Linked DNA regions of Homo sapiens: region 1 is linked to region 2. Evidence: chromatin loops called from intact Hi-C (ENCODE). Cell type or tissue: sigmoid colon. All regions are shown on one strand. Links, peaks and the distances in the headings refer to the core of each region. The heading gives the core; the rest is flanking DNA. Region 1 has its middle 100 kb from the start of LINC01031. Region 2 has its middle 100 kb from the start of RGS1.

Evidence for each region. A loop is a pair of places that touch in the nucleus more often than their neighbours do. Peaks named below come from ENCODE experiments on the same cell type or tissue, not always from the same donor. Only the 100,000 strongest peaks of a DNase experiment are listed, where the experiment ranks them.
Region 1: a loop joins it to region 2, with 5 times the contacts of the local background. A loop is called at or near these places in 2 of 110 quality-filtered maps.

The regions. Positions count from the first base shown.
Region 1 is chr1:193,402,095-193,413,750 of GRCh38, forward strand. No RefSeq gene overlaps it. Among named protein-coding and RNA genes, the nearest start is that of LINC01031, 100 kb to the left of the region's middle. In sigmoid colon, for the core only: a CTCF peak has its summit at 4,908 (motif pointing right); a DNase peak (open chromatin) is centred at 7,047; H3K4me3 peaks cover 700 bases.
Region 2 is chr1:192,468,444-192,480,099 of GRCh38, forward strand. No RefSeq gene overlaps it. Among named protein-coding and RNA genes, the nearest start is that of RGS1, 100 kb to the right of the region's middle. In sigmoid colon, for the core only: CTCF peaks have their summits at 5,819 (motif pointing right) and 9,365 (motif pointing right); a DNase peak (open chromatin) is centred at 8,598.

The DNA of each region.
Region 1 (11,656 bases), core at 1,425-9,424, 930 kb after region 2:
CTTTGCATCTCATAGCTCCTGGCTATGTCATGTCAAGGAAAATGAAATATAGCATACATTTGTAATACATTCATTACTCATGAAAAAAGTTACTTCCCATGGGGTGTTCTCGCCAGAGCGCTCCTTTGAGGTGATCTGCCTGGATTACACCAGTCATGATGCATTACATCATACAAGACAGTGGGGATTGGCCCTGTCAAATGCAATGTGCCAGATGGAAATTGTCAAAGAAAATTTTCCTTGAACTTAGACGATACAAAATTTTCACTGCTTCTTCTTACCCTAATTCAAAAAGCATATTGTGGGCAGGTAAAATCTAGAGAATGTGATTAAAGATACTGTGTCAATTACATGTGAACTATTATGAGTTTGCCTTATTTTGTTCTTACAACTTTAGGTTAATATATCCAAGTGAGCAAGGTATAAGGAAAGTAAAGCCAACGTTTATTGAATTAATTGATTTTTTTCAGAGAAATTAAATATAATTTAGAGTATTTCTGGTTTCATTTTATTTCAGGTCTAACAACAGTTTTGTGCAAGTTTGGTAACTCTGGCTTGAAGTTGTTCTGTTAAAGTGTTGTGGTTTTCATTTTTTGATGAATATAGCTGATTCTAAATAATTTAGCTGTTGGCTTAAGGGCAGTTTTAGGATGGTACAGATTTTTTTCTTCTGCTTCTGTATTTAGGACATTCTAATTAAGCATTTCAACCAGAAACAGGAGGTGAGCTCAGGTTATCTTGTGGTTTGATTTATTGGCTGTTCTGATGAAGAAGTTTAGTGGAGGAGGAAGTTGGATTTAATAGAAAACTGAAGCTATTTTCAATGATTCATATTAGTTTGGGTTCTTTTAACAAAAGTGCCAAGTATTGATTGGTTTTAAATATCAACTCCTGCTGGATCAATACAATACAATTCTGGTCAAGATACAACAGAAAAGAAAGTTTATTCATGAGGGTTGAAATTGACCCTAATGATAACCAGTATGTAGTTCTGTAGTTGAATGTTATAAATACTCTTAACATTATTGCTATGGGCGATTGGACAAACACAGCCTGTTAGACCATGAGTCAAATTTACTTACTTTCTGGGAGTTTGCAAGTCTGTTTAGAGCGAAATTGATTTTGATTATCTGTTATTTGCTCAGATTACTTGTAATCAGTCAGGTGTAGCAAGTTATTCAGTATCCAGACACATGTAATCCTGACAAAGTCTGCTTTTCTCACAAAGGCTTCAAATGGTAGTGCTTTCAGGCACCTTCAAGAAACTATTCTAACATTGCATGAAAGATGAAACACATTCTGTAAGTAATTTGGCAGTGGTGGAAGAGGAGAACGGATAATTAATCATCTACATATATTTAATTTTAAACTTATTTCCCTATTTTAAAATCACAAGTAGTTGTTGTAATATACTTTGCTATTTTACACCTCAATGCTTTTGTACTTGCTGTTACTTTTGCTTGAAATTTCCCAAGTTATGTTTATTTGTGATGGAAGACTCATCCCTGGTGTTATCCCTGGAAGATGATTTAAATGCTAGACCACTTCCAACCCCACTCAGATTAGCTGCTTCTTTTTTTGTGCTCATATACTGTAAGTTTACCTCCTTATCACAGACCTTTTTACATTGTATTATAAAATTGATTTACTTGTCTGACATCTCTTTTACCCCTCAAGACTGTAACACTTGAGGTCAGGAAGCACATTCTGTTTAACATTGTAGTCCAAATGACAAGGATAGTGCATGGCACGTAGTTGCTCAACAGTTCTTTATTTGGATAATGAATAAACTAATAAGATTAATTCAACTTAAAAAAATAACAATTAGCCTTTTGGTTGGCTGACAGAGGAATATAACTATTCTACAGTTTTCTCTTGGTATTGTTGGTAATGATATTTTACCAGAAATTTCCAGTAATAAAAAGTTATTGGAAAAGCAATAAAATTCTAACAATATAAAATTCCAATGATAAAATTCTAACAATTCAGAATTTTACAGGTCTTTGGGGTGGGGGATGTACAAACATTATTCTGAAATAAAAAAGCAAAGCTATAAATGCATCACATATTTGGGATTTTGAGAAAGCAATTGACTCTCTTGGGTTAGACCCCAGTTAGCTGAAATTTTGATTGCTTTTGAAAAATAAAGCCTTTCTGATAACAGATGTCTAATTGTGTCTGAAACCATTCATTTTGGTTGTCAATTACTGTTATGCAAAATACTATCCCCAATCTTAGTGATTCATTGTTCTGTGGGTTGGTTGGGCTCAGCTAGTCAGTTCTCACTTGGGGTCATTCATGCAGTTGTAATGAGATGATTGTTGTTGCTGGAATTATTTGAAGGCTTGATTGGGTTGGATGTCTAAGATGGCTTCTTCATTTACTTATCTGGCATCTCACCTGGGAGTGTTGGGATACTGTGGGCTGACTTCCAGGTTTTTCTGTCTCTAGTATGGCATTCTTAAGATAGTTGGGCCTGTTACACAGTAGCTGGCTTCCCTCAGCGTAAACATCCCGAGACTCAGGTGGAAGCTGATGGCTTCTTATGACCTAGCCTCAGCAGTCATGCAGAATCTTTCTGCTATATTCTATTGGTCAAATATGAGTCACAGGGCCAGCCTAGGTCCAAAATGAGGGAACATAAAGGCGTGACTATTTGGAAGCGTGGTTAATTAGAAAGCCACCTTTAGAGAATAACTACCATTTGACAAATTTTATATGGAATGTGATATTCTTCCATTGTGTAGAATACCATTCTACAAATTACGTATCTTTTCATAATTTCCTTTGGCATAATAAATGTTTTAACATTTTAAATGGTGTGGTAGGCAGAATAATGGCCCCAAAGATGTTCACGTCCTAATCTCTGGAACATATGAATATGTTGGGTTACATGGCAAAAGGGAATTAAGCTTGCAGGTGGCATTAAGATTGCTAGTCAATTAACCTTACGGTAGGGAGAACATCCTGGGTTATCTGCGCAGGCCCAGTGTAATCACAAGGGTCCTTAAAAGTAGAAGAGGGAGGCAGAAGAGGAGGCAGAGTTAGAAAAGGAGACGTAACCATGTAAGCAGTTAGAGCGATGAGATGTGAGAAGGTCTTGGCTTTCCTTTGCTAGTTTTGAAGGTGAAAAAAGGGGTCCATAAGCCAATGAATGTAGGAGGCATCTAGAAGGTGAATAAGTCACGGAAATAGATCCTATCAAAACCTACAGAAAGGAAAACAGCTTTGACTTTGGCCCTGTGAGACCTGTGTTAGACTTCCAACTTATAAAACTGTAGGATAATAAAATTCATTGTCTTAAGCCACTAAACTTGTGGTAATTTGATATGGGAACAATAGAAAATAATACAAAAGGCAATGGAAACTTGAGAACAAATAGAAGGTATATCAGGCCTATGTCCCATCCATGTCATGCATATGTTCACTCCCTGAACAGTGTAGAAAATGACTCTTTAGTCCATCAAGGACCTTTAGTTATGATGTAAATGAAGCAATTTCAGGATGCTGGACCATTTTTATAATGTGGACAATGCTTTCTAAAAGGACATTTGATAGTAAAAGTGATATAAGAAGCTAAGGTACAAAACTTATGATGACTTCAGACAGAGTTACCCCTAAAATTCTGTGTTTTATAGCCTTTTCTCTACCTCAATCATTTGGGGTTGGGAAAATTAAATATTTGGGTTAAATAATCAAAATTCCTGGATAAAAACCCTTTATTCTTTCAAGAATAAAAATAAATCTATGGTATGCTTTCTTGTTTTGGTCAATTAAGGTGCAATTAAAAAAATAAAGCTCCAGGAAGGAAGTGTGCATAGGATACTATGTTATCTTTCAACCTTTTAGAGGGAGGGAGAAAACATGTCAGCTAGTTGGATTGTACTGAGATATTTGCAAAGTCCATCAAAGGTGGTAGGGCTAGATGGATCAGGAAAAATTCCTTCTTGATAAATTTTGTGAGAAATAGTCTGTAATCTCATGGACCATTATCTCTTTATGTGTATTAATTTTTATAGAAATCATTATCACAAAATAATATGTTAATATACAACAAAGGAGAAAATCAATTTGTGAACAAATCCCATCTATAATTCTACTATTCAAAGATTTACCTCTAATCCTTTGGTTATATAGTTTATACCTTCCAGATAAAAACACTCATAATTTTTTAGCAAGGGTGGTATTATATATTATTTTATTGTAATTTTAACTTGATTTTAAATTCAACATTATTTTGCTAACTCATTTCATTTCAATAAATATGTCATCATTATTATTAATAAATTTTATTGAGGTAAGTACATGTATAGGATTTACCATCCTTACCATTTTTAAGTGTACAGTTAAGTGGTAATAACTACATTTACATATCTCTATATATAATTTTCCCTTCATCATCCCTCCTTCTTATCCTTCCTGGCCTTTGGTAGCCACCAATTTAATTTCTATCTTCATGAGATCCACATTTCTAGCTGCCACATATGAGTGACAACATGGGATATTTGTCTTTCTGTGCTTGGCTTATTTCACTTAACATAATGACATTATTATTATTCTTGATGGCTGCATTGGTATTTCACTATATGAATGTACCATAATTTATTTAATCAATTGACATTGTTTGCCACTACACACTGTTGCTCAGCAATGCTGGAATAAACTTTCTTGCTCATAACATTTTTGAGCCTTTGTCAAATTTTTTTTTTGGATACTTTTCTAAAAATAGACTTTTAGGATTAATGTGCATGCATTTTAAAGCATTTTGATATACTCTACAGTTATTTTATCAAGCGAAAATTTCTGTTACCGTAAAGGACATTTTCCTGATCCCTCCTAGTTATTTGATCATTTTGTTCTCGGTAACATAAACAACTCTTCTTTCACATGCCAACGTGTGTCTTGGATGACCACTAGAGGTCGTCTAACAAATTAAATATTTCACTTGTGGCTCACATTTTTCAGTCAGAGGTTGACCTTTGTGTAAATCAGAGAGAAAAATAGTCTAGAGTTAATGCTTGCTAACTCCAATAACATTTAACATTAAAGTCAAATCTCTTTCCTCCCTCCACACCATCACCCACTTTTTAAAAAATGCCTTTGTGTCTGTGGATAACTCAACAGCCTTTGACTGTATTTTCTCTGTAGTAGAGAGGTTGTTTATGGCTTATTTGGAATATGTTTCTTTTTCTTGCACTTACTTGTTACTTTCACATATTTGGTCTCTTATACTTACTTAGTTTATGCCAAACAGCAAATCTAAGAAATCTTGAAGTAAAAATGCCTGTAAATTATTTTGAGCTGTTTTATTAAGGTGGTAGTTTTGCTATTGCATTTCTCCTGCCCCTCTATAATGATGTAGACTATATATGGAGGTACCAGAATTTAAGCAATTGGCATTGCTTTGTTAATACATTTACATCTTGATGAATATGCCATCATCATCATCATTTTTGGAGGCTGCAGTAATTACATGTTATAACCATTTAACATTGGTTTAAATATGTGAGAATTATTTCTTTCTATGCGCTATCATTCTATACATACGGGAAATAAGACAGAAAAGATTACGCAGCAAATATAAACGATTAAAAAATTTAAAAAGTTATGTTCTAAAAATCATCTATGATTTGTTTGGAGATAGGTTAGAGGTGACAAACACCATCTGTGATGGTAAGTTTTATGTGTTAATATGACTAGGCCATGGGATGCCCTGATGTCTGTTTAGATGTTATTTCTAGGTATGTCTATGAGGATGTTTCTGGGAGAGATTGACATTTAAACTGGTAAATTAAGTAAAGCAGATGGCCCTCCCCAAAGAGCATCATTCAATTCTTTGAGCGCCTGAAAATAACTGGATGGGCATCATCCAATTTTTTTATGTTTTGACAATGTCTAGTTCTGTCACCCAGGCTGGAGTGCAGTGGGGTGATCTCTGCTCACTGTACAACCTCTGCTTCCCGTTCAAGCAATTCTCCTGCCTCAGCCTCCCGAGTAGCTGAGACTATAGGCGCACGCTGCCACGCCTGGCTAAGTTTTTGTATTTTAGTAGAGAAGGGGTTTCACCGTGTTGCCAGACTGGTCTCGAACTCTGAGCTCAGGCAATCCGCCTGCCTCGGCCTCCCAAAGTGCTAGGATTACAGGTGTGAGCCACCGCACCTGGTCGGGCATCATCCAATTCTTTGAACACCTGAAAAGAACAAAAAGGCAGAGGAAGATTGGATTTGTGCTCTCCTCTGCCTGTCTGCTTGAATTGGACGTCAGTCTTCTGTCCTCGGTGCTCCTTGTTCTTAAGCCTTCAGGCTGGGTCCGGAGTCTACATCATCGGTCCTCTGGCTCTCAGGCCTTTGAACTACACCACAGGCTTTTCTGGGTCTACGGCTTGCAGATGTCAGATCATAGGACTTCTCAGCCTCTGTAATCAGTGAGTCAATAACTTATTGATATAAGTTATCTCTATAACCGTCTGTCTATCTATCGATCTATCTATCTATCTATCTATCTATCTATCTATCTATCTATCTATCCATCCATCCATCCATCATCTGTCTATCTCTCTATCTACCTAATCTCTATAGGTTCTGTTTCTCTGGAGAATCCTAATTCACCATTTAAATATACACTTGCTAGATATAGGAACATTAGTTTGTATTTGGAACATTTAGATAGTTATCCATATATCAACAAAGTTGTTATAGTGATCAAGGCAGCAGTGAGCCTCCTATTTTCTTCTCTGTCAGACGTTTTGTCCTACCAAACCCATGGCTGGAATTGCTCCAAAAGTGGCGGCAGGGGAATTTCTGCAGGGAAGTTCCCCAAACCATCCAGAGATGGGGCTGGTTAAGATTCTAAAGAAAGAAGCACTAAACGCCAGGGTGATGAATCTAAGGAATTTATTAGGGGAACTTACAGAGCGCTGCTCCAGTCCTTGTGGCGGACAGTGAGAGAAAGGGGCTGTTCTACCTAGGTATGTCTGAAATGAGGGAGTCATGTAGGAAGTTTTTATCAAGGGTTGAGGAATTTGGCTCAGGGCCCGGGGCCAGTTTCTTTTAGTGTTTTGAGCAACAACCTAGATAACTTTTTCAGTGTCTGGAAATGTTCAAGGCCGTGGTTTCGGTTCAAGCCTGCTGGAAAAAACTGCAGCTGGCGAGGTCACAGAGCAGCCAAGGCACTTCATGATTTGGGGTCAGGACATAGAAAGAAAGGGTGAGGGTGAGTCTGGGGGAACCTGCACAGAAGTAACAGGTTTATCTAAATGGTATATGTAATATAATGTAAATTATATGTATTTTTTGTTATAGTTACATTTTTATAGCACACACATATATGTAGACTTCATGTTTTTTTTAAGGTTAAAGACTTATGATAGTTGGTAGTAAGCTAATTTTTTCATCTTCTTTCCCTGTATTATGTGGAAGAGATTCTTTAGCAATCAATCTTTTAAGATATGGACTCCTTTTTAAAAACACACAATAAAATATCATTTTCCTAGAATCATTCAACTTCTCACTTCTTAATTCATATCCCATTTTCCTCCCAAACAATAAAAAAATTCACATAATATCGTCTGGCAATAATTTCTTGGAAGGCCTTTCATCATGGAAAAATGCCTTCAGTTTGGGTAGGTGCAGTGGTACAAATAACATTTGATTTCAGGGTGACCAGAAAACTATCAAACTAAATTGGCTGCTTATTGAAAAACACTCCTTGTATAATCTTTTTTCCTTACCTATAATCTTGTATTGGCAATGGCATAAGTACTGTGAAAGTTCTTCACAGTTTTCAAGCCTTTTGTTCTTAGGACACCTTTAGACTCTTAAAAATTATTGAGGCCCCTGAAGAGCTTTTGTTTATGTGTGTTATACCTAAGTATGTTTAGTAGATTCAAACTAAAAACTGAGAATATCTAAAAATATGTATTGATAATTTATTTTAAAAAATCCCATTACATGTTAAAATAAATAACATTTTAATAAAAATCTTATTTTCCAAAACTAAAAAAAAAAAAAAAAAGAAAAAACACTTTAGTTAGACGAGTGGCATTGTTTCACATTTTTGCAAGTTCCTTTAATGTCCGGATTAACTGAAGACAGCTAGATTCTGATATCTGTTTCTGCGTTCAATTTCTTGCAATATCACTGATCATGGAGCCTCTGAAAAACTTCGCTATATGCTGATGAAAGAATGAAAATAGAACAGTCAAATAGTATCTTAGTATGATTATGAAAATAGTTTTCACCTCATGGACTCCCTGAAAAGGTCTTAAGGACCCACAGGGGTTCCAGGCCATACTTTGTGAACCACTGTGATAGATTATACAAATGTGGCTATCCTTATACATCTTTATTGTAGAATAAAAACATTCATGAGAACCATTATTGCAGAGTGGTATAGGAGTGTTACAGTCTAGGGTTTGAAGAGCAGCTCTGCTATTCAGTTGTTTTGATATATTGGGAGAGTTAAACTTTTAAACCTCAGTTTCCTCATCTGAAAAATGGGGATAATAATATGTACTTCATGGGTTGTTTTTAAGGATTGGTATTCTTAGATACCTTCAATCTTTTGTGGTTTTAGTTATTATAAAGTTATTACTGAGAAACTGATGGACTTTGGGTATATTGATAAAGGACCCTTTCTGGTCCTCCAAAGTGGAGAACCTGGCTCTGTATTGTAAATTCAGAAAACCAGTGGATGGCAAAAAGATATTGTGGCACCTCTATGTAAAATTACTGCCACCTACTACTACTAGTATTATTCTATGTTATAGTGAAGACACTGAGGCTCACAGCGGTCGAGTCACTTGGAAAAGACCAATGCCAGCAGGAGAGGTGGAATGGTAATCTGCATGGTCCACCTACAGAATCCACACCTTTAACTAGTACCCTATACAGATTAACTAGTACTCCTAACTAGTACCCTCTCTAGGTAGTATTTTAATTGTCATACTACAGATTTTGGAATTTAAATCTAGAGTTTAATTTTTGTCATTTTCTGAGTACATTCCATATTATAGAAAAATTATTAAAATTTACCCCCATTATTAGATTTACCATGGGGCCACTGTTAAAAATAAGGGGTATCTAATGTGAAATTTTTCAGTCATTCACTTGTAGTTAGTCACAACTTCAAGTATTCATGAATATTACCATATTAACTTTAGTTATAATTGCTTTGCTTTGCATCTGGTCTGACTTTGTCAGAATCTCATGTTACTAATTGTATGGATGTGTTCTATGACGTTCTTTCCATAGAGTTTCTCACCTCCAATTGTGTAAGAGGTCTACTTTGTTTTTTTCTAACTAATACCTAATACAAAAATTTTATGTTTATATTTATGTAGCAATTACATGGCTGATTCGTATCTCAGTGTAAGAGGACAAAATTAATCTTTTCTGATGAGTTTTCTTACTTTTATCAGAGAAGAAACATCTGTGTAAATCTGCTAATATTCATTGTTTTTCTTGGATAAAACTATGAGGCACAATTTAGGTGATATATGCAATTTAATTTGTGTTAATAAGGGTCAGCATTACCATCTGGACTATAAAATAAGATCACTTCTTGAGGAAAAGAAATTATGGAATTTCTAAACTTGTTATAAGAGTTTCCTTTTAACAACATTTATTTAATTATGATTTAAAAGAAAAGTTCCATTCTTTGAGAGACAGTTTTAAAAATATTTCACGATTGAAGTCAGCCCAAATGCTATGAAATAACATGGTTTCAGCAGTTTGAAGAAAGCTCTGAATGAAGTGTGAGACGTTAGAGATTGATCATAGTTCCTGTGTGTGCTGGCTCCCACTACTTTAAAAGTTTCTGGCCTTCTTTGCCATCTCATCTCCTCTAAGCATTTTGTTTTTAATCTCTATTTAACCCTGAACTGAGTAAGTCTTTCCTCTCCAGGGTTTTTCATTGATCAAAGGCGTCAACAGCCTTCTTCCTCTGCGACTAATTCTCTCTAAAACAGACAAACCCCTACCACGCTGAGTCTATAAGGTTTCTAAATTGTTTCTTATGTGTTTCCATTTCTCTCTTCTGCACCCATTTCAACCCTTACTTCCAGCCCATCTTCATCTATATTTGCTATAAGCAAGCAGACTTTTCCTGTGTTAGATTAAGTTAAAACCCCAAATATTTTGTAAGATAGTTTTAAAAAAATTGTAGTTTTGAGGTGTAATTTTTGTTGTTGTTGCTTTGAACTAATTTTTCTAATGGGTCCCAAATTAATTAGATGACATACAGTTTTATATATCAGCCTTTATAATGTGGTATAGAATGATTATATATCATTCTTATACTTCTGGGGATTGTTAAACTGAAAGTGTTTTTAAATGATTTCCATCATGTGATTTTAAGTAGAACAGATCTAAATATTCAGCTTAGAGAAGTATTTTAAAAACTTCCTCTGATGGTTTGGTTTACATGTAGGTGATTGGTTTTAATTTTAATGAGTTATTATCTTTTTGACTTCAGAGTACACAATAAGAAAGAGAACACTGGTTGCAGTAGACATGAGACTATGCAGATGAACAATATTTTTGATGTACTGAAAGAATTGCTCATTTTACACCTGGGAAAATGATTGAGGATTTTAAAGTTTTATTTTCCCAGAAATAGCAAGAAGAACTGCTTTTTAAAGAGCCACACTGAAGACATGGATTTTAGGATTTCTTCCTCAAAATCCCAGAGGGAAAAAGGACCCTAAGTACAGTTCTCTAAAAGACATAATGCAATTATAAAAATCATGTCTCAGATTAACACAGCCTATCATATATGGGAGCCAATGTCTTAGTAATGAACAATTTCAAACTGTTTATTCTGTCAAATGAATGCATTTTACCAGGGTGAGGCAGTACACTACATTTTTCTTTTGGGCAACTCCTGAACTTGACCTTATCCTTAAGATCTATAGTAGAAAAGAAACTAGAACTGTTACATAAAAACAATGATTTAAGGAGCAAATGTAGTCACTGTATTTCATCCTAAAATACTTACAAATTCATAAACGCTATGATGTATGAGGATAGTTGAAGGAGGAAACAATGACTCTGAAAAAAATTTATTGTTTATTGATTATTTTTTCAATCAACAACCATCTAGTGAGTATCTACTGTGTGCCAGGTATTCTTCTAGTGCTAGAAGATATAGTAGTGAGTATATCAGACACTATCCCTCCCGTATTTGGCTTACTCTGAGGTGTGTGGTTACAATGATGGAAGAAAGACAGTAAACTGAAGTAATTCCAGCTAGCAATAAATGCTGTATTGAAAATAAAACAGGGAAATGGGATAGAGAGTAACTGGGGAGACTACTTTTTATTGAAATGTCAGGGATGGCCTTTTTCTGAGAAGATGATTTTTGATATAAGACTTATCTGGAAATGGAACTGGCCTTGCATGGATGTGGGGCTTCAACATTCCAAACAGAGATAGTAGCAGAAGCAAAGGCCCTGTGGCAACCATCAGCTAGGTGAGTTCAAAGAACAGGGAGTGTGGCTGGAATGCAGGGAGTGAGAATGAGCATAGTAGGAGGTAAAGTCAGAGAGAGGGCAAGGGCCAGGCCACAGAGCGCCTTGTAGACCGCGGTAAGAATTTTATTTTATCTCTAGTAATTGGAGAGTTTTAAGCAAGAGACTAGTGTAATTGGATGTTTATTC
Region 2 (11,656 bases), core at 2,005-10,004:
TTTCAACATCTAATGAAATGATGATATGCTTTTTGTTCTTCATTCTGTTGGTATGATGTATCACAATGATTGATTTGCATATATTGAACCATCTTATTTTAAACTGATGACAACATAACTCTGATTACAAAATGATAACAAACAGGGAAGCAAAGAGAAAACTAATAGAAACTCTACAGTTTAACTCTATCTCCCCTCCCACTTTTTACCTTTTTTTGTTTCTATTTACATCTTTTTATACTATCGCTTAAAAAGTTGTTGTAGATATTATTTTTGATAAGTTTGTCTTTTAGTCTTCTTAGTTTACACACCACAATTACAGTGTTAGAATATTTGTATTTGTCTGTATACTTACTGTTACCAGTGAGTTTTTGTACCTTTAGATGATTTCTTATTTTTCATTAATGTCCTTCTCTTTCAGACTGAAGAACCCTCTTTATAATTTCTTATAGGACAGGTCTGGTATTGACAAAATCCCTCAGCTTTTGTTTGTCTATGAAAGTCTTTATTTCTTCTTCATGTTTGAAGGCTATTTTCACTGGATATAATATTCTTTGATAAAAGATAAAGGTTATTTTCCTCCTTCACTTTGAATATATCATGCCAATCTCTCCTGGCTTACAGGTTTCCACTGAGCAGTCTGTGGCCACACATATTGGAGCTCCTTTATATGTTGTTTCCTTTCTCTTGCTGCTTTTAGATCCTTTATTTATCCTTGATCTTTGGGAGTTACATCATTAAATACCTTATCATAGTTTTATTTGGGTTAAATCTCCTTGGTGTTCTATGCCCTTCTTGTATCTCTGAATATTGATATCTTTCTTTAGGTTTGGAAACTTCTGTGTTATTGTTTCTTCGAATAAACTTTCTGCCCCAATCTCTTTCTCTACCTTGCCTTTAAAATCTATAACCCTTAGATTTGTTTTTTGAGGATATTTTCCAGATCTAATCGATATGCTTCACGTCATTTCCTTTTTTCTTTTTCCTTTCTTCTTCTCTGTGTATCTTCATACAGCCTGTCTTAAAACTCACTAATTCTTTCTTCTGCTTAATTCTGCTGTTGATAAACTATGATGCATTTTTTGGTTTCTCAATTGAATTTTTCAGTTCTAGAATTTTTCCTTGATTTTCAAGAAATATTTCAATCTCTTTGTTAAATTTCTCTGATAGAACTCTGAATTCCTTTCCTGTGTTATATTGAGTTCACTGAGCTCCCTCAAAATAGCTACTTTGAATTCTCTGTCTGAAAGATCACATATCTCTGTCACTCTGGGATTGGTCACTGGTTCCTAATTTAGTTCGTGTATTGAGCTCATGTTTTCTGGATGGTCTTGATGCTTCTGGAAGTTCATCAATGTCTGGGCTTGTTTGTACCCATCCTTCTTGAGAAGGTTCTCCAGGTATTCAAAGGAAATTGAGTATTGTGATCTAAGTCTTTGGTCACTGCACCCATATTGTACTGGGTGCACCCCAAACCTGATAATGCTGCAAATCTTGCAGACTTGTACCACCTTAATGGGCTCAGGTAAGATACAAGATTATTTTCTGTATTACCAGGCAGAGTATCTTGTTCTCCTCCCTTACTTTCTGCCAAACTGAAGGAAGCTCTTTTTCCATGTTGTGCTGCCTAGCATTGGGGGTGAGGTGATACAAAAACTCTCCTCGTCACCCTAGCTGTTGTTTTACTGGGAAGTGTGCACCTCAAGTCACTGGCTCTGAGCTCAGCACAGCACCAGTACTTGCCCAAGGACTGCAGCCCTTGTAGTCTGACTGCCTTTCAAATGTATTCAAGACCCCATGCCACTTTAGTCAGCCAGTAGTGGAACTAGCTGGAGCTCAGGCCCCTACTCCTGGGGCAGGAGTTTCCCTTCTGACTGAGGCTGTTTTAAATGTTCCCTCCATGGGCACTGGCAGAATTTTGCCATGTGTAATATGTATTCCACTGTGAAAGGGTAGAACGAAGTTCCAGTGCAAATTCCCACAATCACTTCACTTTCCCTCCCCCAAGCACTCAATATACTCTCTCCATGGCACTGCTGGGGTTGAGGACAGGTGGTGTTGGCAATGCAAGACTGTCTTTCCCACTCTCTTCAATGTCTGTTATTTCGATACAATGTTAAAACCAAGCACTATAATCACTCATCTGATTTTTGTCCTTATAAAGTTGCTTTCTTGCATAGATAGTTGTGCAATTTGGTGTCCCTTTACAAGGGGTATGGCGGGGGGAATTTCTGGAGAGTTCTATTTGGCCATCTTGTTCTGCCTTCCTTAAATTCTTCATTTAAAAGAAGTAAGGTTCTTGATTGATCTAGAGAAGGGAAAATGCTATTTTCTCCTTCTCACCCATTCTGGAATATATTCTGACCATAAAAAAATTGCTATGGCTCATGCCTGTAATCCCAGCACTTTAGGAGGCCAAGGCGGGTGGATCACGAGGTCAGGAGATCGAGACCATTCTGGCTAACATGATGAAACCCTGCCTCTACTAAAAATAAATACAAAAAAATAGCCAGGCATGGTGGTGGGCACCTGTAGTCCCAGCTACTCGGGAGGCTGAGGCAAGAAAATGGCGTGAACCTGGGAGGCGGAGCTTGCAGTGAGCCAAGATCACGCCACTGCACTCCAGCCTGGGTGACAGAGAGAGACTCCGTCTCAAAAAAAAAAAAAAAAAAAAAAAAAATTGCTACCATTTTAATATAGCAATAGAGCAGATAGATACTTCAAATTTGTAAATTGCACATGTGAACTGGGTCTCTTTTATTTAATAATAAATGGACAAGGTAAATGGGAAATCATACACTTATTTACTTATTTACTAAGTACGTATAAAATGACTTCTCTTTCTAAGATGCTATAGTATATTAGGCAGGAGAATTTCCCAGATCTTACTATATTCAAAGCATAAGTGATATGCAATTGTGATACATGTTTAGTTCTATTTGTAAATAAAGAAATTTTTATTTATTTTTTGATATCAGATAAAAAGTAGTCCTTTTGCTATTAGTGTTAGGTTTATTAAGGGAAGATTAAGAAATTACTATAAATAACATATGTCTACAGGCTTACCATATTATCTCCAATCTCTTTATTTTGTATGAGTGCTAGAAAAATGAGATTTACGACAAAGCATATAAAGAGAAAGTCCTCTCTAAAAAATTAAATTTAAGAAAATAAACACTAGTCATTTTGTTTATTTAGAATCTCTTAAAGTATGTTTCTTGGAAAACTTCTTCCCACAAGAATAATGGATAGTTCAAGAAAAAATGTTTATATGATCAAATCAGTTTGGGAAATGCTCTATGTTATAAACTCTCTTTTGGAAATTCACAATACACATGCACAAATTAAAGGGTCTGAAGACCCTTTTAAGTTTAAAAAAAAATTGTTTAGCCCAGTGTTTCCCAAATTTTGGATAGCACAAAGACATGTTAGCAAAGAATGTGATCTCTTATAATTCAAAATACAAGATTTTTAAAGATAGTCAAGTGGCATCAGCTAAAGATGAATATGATCTTCATATATACCCCAAATCTCTGTCTCTTCTGCTCGTAGTGTGTAAAAGGTGTCCTGTTTCTGTTTAAAGGCTTGCTATCCCACTTGACTCTGCTTATCACCTAGTTTAACTTTCTCAATGACCTCATTCCTGCATCATCAATTTTTTGTTGATATTTTTCTTTATTGAGATGCTGGTCCACTGACTATGAAAACAATCTTTTTTAACTCCCTTTTGGGAAAAGATTACTTGAAAAATGTCAAGTTATCACCTATTTCTTTGCTGCCCATTAGGGCAAAATTCTTGGAAGTCTGTACTTGATCTATCTTCTTGATGATGTTCCAATGTGTTTTCAAACACCTTCCAGTCTGCCTTTCCTCCACACCGCTCCTCTAAGATTGTTCTTGTCAAAATCTCAAAAAATTCCATGTTGGCAAATTCAGAGAGCCTTTTTCAATTCTTCTCTTACTTCGTATTCAGTAGCATCCACATAAGTGGCCACTCATTCCTTGAAATTTTATCCTTTACTTCTGAGAGATCACACCTTCTGTTTTTCGTTTTTGTTGTTGTTGTTGTTGTTGTTGTTTTACCGTATCTCACTTCAATCTACTTCGATGACTTCACTGTATTCACCAGACTTCAAAAAGTTAGAATTCCCCAGGCTCAATTCACGTTATTTTTGTTTTTCTAAGCTCTTTCTAGATAATCTCATTAGCTTCCATAGCGTTAAATAACATGATATGAATAGATTTTGATTGCCAAATGTATAGCTCTAGTTCTTCATCGGTTCTGAGCTCTAAATTCTTAGAGCTAGCTGTCTGTTGACATTTTAGTGTATACACTGCATGCATCTTAAAAGTAACAAGTCCAAAAGGGAACTCTCACTTTCCCACCTCATCTGTTTCTGTTTTACCTATAGCAATAAACAGCACCACGCTCTACCTAAATACTGCAGTCATCATCATTCCCTCTTTCCCTTATCCCTTAGATTTAATTCATGAACAAGACCTGTCAATTTTTCCCTCAAATATTATCTTGGATACATAACCAATTCTCAAATATCCATTTCTTCAAATATTTATATTGGATAAATATCCATTTCTTGACATCCCCATTTCTACCATTCTAGTTCAAGCTGGCATCTAGTCTTGCCTGGACTAGTGCAATATCCTTCTAACTGATCTCTTTGTTTATTTTCTTGTTTCACCCCAATCAACACTGCCCTCAGTATATGAGTGACTTTTAAAAAAATGTTATCTGATTGATTGACTCATTTCATACCTCATTGCTTAAAAGCCTTCAATGGCTTCCTAAAGAACTTGGAATAAAACACAATGGGCAGGTTCTTCTTTGTGTCTACCTCAGCTTGATCCATTTGCCCCATTTCTCTGTGCTTGGCATTTCTGGTTTCTTTCCTCTTCTCGTCTACCTCAGCTTGATCCATTTGCCCCATTTCTCTGTGCTTGGCATTTCTGGTTTCTTTTCTCTTCTTGTAAACATGATCAGTTCTTTTTCTCCTCAGAATCTTTGTCCCTGATTTTTTCCTCTACCTGAATTGCTCTTTCCCCTATTTTTCCTACAGTCTACCTTTCTTCTTTCATATGTCAACTCAAGCCACCTCAGTCTGTGTCAGTCCTACCTAAAGTTGCCAGCACACACATCAGATTCTATATTCTCCAAGTTTTATTTCCTTCAAAACATTTAAAACGATATATATTGATTTTGCTTATTATTGAGGAGTGATGATGAGTTAGGCTGGGCAGTAATTGGGCATTGTTTTCTCTCTAAACATGCTCCACATACACCCCATACATATCACTGAGGTCACAGGTACTTGTGGTCTAGTTGACCAGTGTTACCCAAATGCCCAGAGCTGTACTAGCACAAAAAAACCTGCTGAATTAGTACTTGTTGGATAAATTAATGAATAATCTTCATTATAAACAAATAAAGACCCTTATTTTTCAATATCAACCCAGAAGATCTAATCCTTGTGCATTTTGATGGCAAGTAAATCTAAGGAGGTGAGTCTATGTAACAATATAGTCTAGATTACAATAAGAAACCTAGTTAAAAGTAAAATGTGGATCTTCTAAGGTGATATATATCCCTAGCACACGGGAAGTATGGGTATGGAAAAAAATTCACCACCAATTTTTGCAGGTTATTTCAGACAACAGTCACACCTCACTGTATCCATATTTCCTTCTCAGGCCACAACTACCAATATCTGAAATTAAAAATCCTGGGTTCCAAGGTTATTTTTCTTCTCTGCTCATCTTTTTCACAGAAAATTTTTTCACTAAGATGTAATTGAGAGATTGGCCACTTGAGGGCACTTTAGCTCCTTTATAAACGCTCCGGAAAAAAAAAGCCAGCTTCCTTTCAGAGAGGCAAAAATCACTTTCCCTAATATTATATCCCTGATTCTGACACTTAAATCTCAAATTCCTAAAATTCAAATCAGCTACTACTAATTCAAGATATCAACATTACTCACTTATGGCATTATCTTTTTCAACTTTCTTATCACAACTCTGTCTTCTGTCTGCTCGCTCATGAAGAGAACACAGCAGTATCCATTTTAGGCTAATGATCAACAACTAGGGTGAATACTAGAATCATGTGGAAGAATTATCAAAATATGCCTTTTTGAGCGCCACTCTGATCCACTCAGATGCACTAAATCACAACCATCAAAGACGTAACATCAGTGTAAGAGTTTTTTTAAAAAAGCTTCCCAGGTGCTTCTGATACATAACTTGGATGAGAACAAGGGACAGGGCCAATGTTTCCAACCAGCCATGTAAATAATAATAATAATAATAATAATAAAAAATCCATACAACTCCTTCTGCTTACCCACAGAATCTGAGCACAAAGTAAAAAAGTATTTACTCCATTCCTGGGTTCTTATTCTTCCTAGATTCCTGGTTGCTTTTTGTTGTTCCAGCTCCCTGTAAAGGAAAGAATTATATCCCCATTTCCACCTTCACCACCTCATTTTAAGCAGCTCTGCGTTGCTCACATTCGCTTTCTAGAGTAATATGCTCAGCTGTGGTGGCACAGAGAAGGAAACTGGCCTAAATTTTGTCATAGGCAGCTAGAAAATATTAAAAAGTAGATTGTGATACCTGGACAATTTTCATGTTATTCCAACTGCGAGGGTGAGCTCTTCAAAAGCATAATGATAAAATAGCCTGTCTTTCATTGGACTCCTCAGAAAAGCACATCTGCGAACCATCAGGAAAAAAAAGTAACCACTTCATCTCTTTACCTCCTTTACCAGCATGGTCTCCCACCTTTGCTAACAGGTACTAAAAACTGGCTCTAACTTAAACAAGAAGAGACGTTTTCTAGGAAGAATCAAGAGTGGTTCTGATATAGGAGTTAAGAAATCACTTAGGCAAATAGTGAGGGTACTGGAGTCTTTGGTAAGGTTTTGCTTTTAATGAAAAGCAGCCCCAAATCATTTTCTTTTCTAACAAAAATCAGCCTGTGAATTCGAGCTGCAGGCATAGATGCCAGCAGTTGTGCCATTCGTGTTCAAAATGGCGGCTTCATCTTCTCTTCTTTTTTGCCAGCCAATGTACAGTAAGGAGCAGCCAAGATGGCGCTGGTCAAAATGGAAAGGACATTTGCATAACAAGGTTAGGGCTGGGTGACCAGCCTTCCCTGCCCACTTCATAAATGTCACACCTGATCAAACCAATCTTTGGGCCCTACGTACATCAGACACCTCCTCCTCAAGCCTGCCTATAAATCCAGCAAACTGCCACGGTTTGGCCTTTTCCCCTCGGAAGCCCCTCTCTCTCTCACTAGAAAAAGAACTGTTCTTTCTTTCTTCCGTCTATTAAACCTTCGCTCCTAAAATCCTCATGTGTGTCTATGTCCCAAATTTTCTTGGTGTGAGACAATGAACTGCTGGTATTTACCCCAGATAACGAAGCTTCAGTTTCAAGATGGAAAATGTTGTGAACAATTGCATCTCAGAAAAGGCAAGAACCAGGGCACCTCTGGGAATCTCTGCAGGCATCGTGGCATTTCCTTAAAGCATATGACTGCCCCAAGGACTGCCATCTAAATTTTTCTATCTGACTACCTTCAGTTCTGAGGCTTCCTCTGTCAAGGTTCTCATTCCCAAGGTAAGAAGTCAGACGGCCTGATGAGGATCCGGTATCCTTCTGAAGTGGAAGGACAGTGTCTGGTGAGCAGGTGTCATGGAGGGCCAGTGGCATGTGCCTGTTGGGAGGGGTGCTATGTGAGTCAAGCTGCACAGACAAGAATAGCATCTACTGTTTTGGCATCTTTCCTTACCACTACATGATGTTTCTCTGCTCTGAGGAGATCACACACCTTGATTTCTCCAAGTATGCTGGCTACAGTCACATTCCAGTGCCAGCAATGCCATTAGCTCCCTTTTTCAGGCCAAATCACATGTATTAGAGAATATATTTATTATTCCCGCAAGAATATGAGATGCAGGAGGGCTGTACATTGATTCTGCATATTTTTATCCCAAGCCTAGGAGGACAGCTCACTCAGGAGACAACTGGAGAGCAGCACCTTCAATTCACTTTTCTTGGAATCTAGGTTGTATCCTGATAAGAAGCATGTGAAAAAAAAAAATGTGTGTGTGCGTGTTGGTTGGGGTTGAGGGAGAGATGTTCAACACTAACATAGAATTAATGAATTAATGATAACATAGTGTCATATTGAGATAGTGAGATGTGCTGCACTTTGGAATAAGAGAGACATAGGTTCCTATCCTGTTTATTTAGCAGATTATTTAACTTGCCGGTGCATCTATTTCTTCCTCTATGAAATGGAGAAACAATCCTATGAATCTCTATGAGGACTAAATTGGATAACGCGTTATGCTGGGTGTGGTTGACTGGCTCCCAGCAGCCAACCCCACCCGTTTCCATGTTCCTTTTTTGTACATAGGAGCTGAGGAGATAAACGCTACATTTAGCAGACTCCTTGGCAGCAAGGGCTCTGGGTGTGAATTGTGTCTGCCAACCAGAGGGAGAAGTTGGACGCGAACGCTTGGCTGTTCCTGCTGGCTAGCAACGTGGTAGGAACAGGTTTCTGTGCAACGGAGTTTGCATGCGTATTTCAGACTTTTCAGTGTTTTGAGATTTGTGACATCACTGCAGTAATGACCTCAGAGCGGGCACTCCTAATGAGTCAGTTGCACATTGTTTTGGCAGTCATCCCACAATATCCACTCAAAAACCGACTTCTCTGGCCCTCCCACTGATTGTCAGGATCTCACTTGCAGTATTAACCCACTTCTGTTTTCAGTCTCTAGAGTGGTTTGTTTCCTATTCTGAGCAATGACTAATATAGACATACAAAGTGCTTAACAGAGCACCTTTCTGTGGCACTAAAAAATGCTTGATAAATATAGCTATTAATATTATTATTATTATCTGGTATTTGACCTTAATCAAGTTGCTTAACCGCACTAAGCCTGAATTTTCTTATCTATAAAACAGGGACTTCTTAAGGAACTGCTGTACAGATAAAATAACATAATGTATGAAAAGAGCTTAGCACAGAGAGTAGGTGCCCAGTAAATTTTGTGTATAATTATATATTCCTTTTATTCATTTTCATTTTTTCAACATATAAATTATTTTATTAGTCGTTTAGCTTAATCCACACATAGTATAACACTATAACAGCATCAAACTGTTGTATGCCAATGTCTATGTTATTGACATGTAGTAGATTTCTAAATGATTTAGAAATGTGTTATACAAGAAGCCAGGTTAAACTTAAATAATGAGAGTTTCTGCAAAACTAATCGACTGACTCTTACCTCTGGTAATTTTTCCTTAGACTTTATTCTGCAATCACTAGAGGGCAGACAAATACAGTGAATAATCAGTACCAGCTAAAGCAGTAAATTCTTAATGAGCTTTCTGAATATGGGTAGAAACCGTTATTTTTCAAACATGAAAATAGAAGAACAAAGATACTTACTATGTAAGGACACAAATATCAGTTAAAAGTTTATAAGTTTATTTTAACTTCATTGTTATATAAAATTAGTAAGCACAATTTTCTACCTCATACTTATGTAAATTTTAAAGTAAAATCATTCAACAACACATACATTAATTTTTAAAATTAACAAGATAATTAAATGATATATATTCATTAGAACAGAGAGAGAAGGTAGCATAGTAAGAGGATCATGAATCTGGGAATACAAAGACCCAAACTCCAAATGGGTCATTTTACCTATTAGTTGTTGTAGGCACAGTGCTTTGGGCCGACAAACTTTCAAGATGCTAGAAAAATGTTTGAAACTTGTAAAATAATTGATTCCAGACTTTGAAATGAAGACTTTTTATTTACACACACACACATGCACATATATGGACACAACCTAACGAGCAATATTCCCAAAACAGTAAGAACATGTTGGAATCTTGATTGAATGGTAATAAATGATTTTCATAGAACTGCCCTCTTTACAATATTGGGTCTTACAACCTATGAATGTAGTACGTCCTTCTGTTTCTTTGTTTATTTGAGTCTTATTTTAATTCTTTTAAATGATATTTTACACTTTTCTATGCAGAGTTCTTGAACATATTTAGAGTTAGGTGTGTAAATATTTTTATACTATTTTAAATAATATCCTAATTTTAATTTCTAACTCTGTTACTGTTACATATAAATACAATTTCTGTACATGGCTGAAGTTATCTAACTTGCTAAATTCTTTTATTAATTGATATTAACTATGTGTAGAATCTCTTGAATTTTCCATATATATGATCCTCTGTTCTGCAAATAATATCAATTTTCTTACTTTGCTATATTTTTATTTTTATTTCTTCTTCCTACTGCATTGCTACATATCCTCCAGTATATGAAGAATTAAATTAATGACAGTAGTCTCCTAGCCTTTTTATTGAAACAGATGGAGAACTTATTTATAATTATACATAATATTTGTTAAAGGTTTTATCAATTTTATTAATATTTTAAATTTAGCAACTTTGATGATGCCTTTGTTTATGTGTTTGTTCTACTCCTTTTTTTCTGCCATGTTGTTTTTGTTTCTATTATAGCCTTTGGATTGAATTTGCTCTTTTTTTTCCTACATTCAACACCATGAAATGGAGGTTTAGTTGATTGATTTTTAGACTTTCCTGTAAAATATAGACATATAGGATTTTCAATTTAAATTTCTCTTTGAACTCATCTTTAATACAGTCCCACAAATTCTACATGTTGTACTTTTATTATGTATTTCATGATATTCCTAATTTTCATTGTGATTTCTTCTCTCATAGTTTTTATATAAACACATTTTTTAATTTTCAAGTATACAGGCTGTTTCCAGTTTGGTTTTCTTTTTTGTGGTCTGGTTTACTTTATTTTTACTGTGGTCAGAGAACACACTGTTATTTTAAATGCACTGAAATTTATAGATGGTTTATGTGTGATAGAGGGATATGAATTTTGCAGTTTCAAAGTTTGTATTACCATTAGGGGAAGCTGCTTTGAAATCTTCCCATATCACTGTGTATTTAATTATTTCTCAATCTAGTTCTGCTCATTTTTATACATATATATGTCATATAGTTTGTCCATTCCAAATTAGAATTTATATTGCCACTTGCTAAACTAAACTTCTTGTAATTATGAAGTAGTCTACTTAATCTCTAGTGATATGTATTGCCTTATAGTCTATTTTGTCTGATATTAATGTGTTTATACAGCATATCTTGATAAATATAACCTTGTTTTGTAGAAGTTGTTGGTGAAGCAGGACAGATCAGTTATATAATTGGTACACATAAGTATAAAAACTGAGTTGAAAATAATAAATTATAATTATTCCACCTGAAGTCCCAGCATCTTCATTCTGAAATTAAATTATTTAGTAATTTTTCAATATTATATAGATTAAAATCATCCTTCTATATCCTTAGACTGTGCCTTTTCTAGTCTTCCATATCTCTTCTCTTCCTTGGTGTGTAATGTTTCACCTCAAAACACGTTTGATGCACTTGCTACTGATATGGACAGGAGATAGGGAAATACTGAGTAAAAGAGGGCAGTTCCCCAGCAAAGGCTTCACCCTTAAGCCTGGAGACCCACAGCCCTAAGTGGGAACAGTCATTTCTGTCTTTGTAC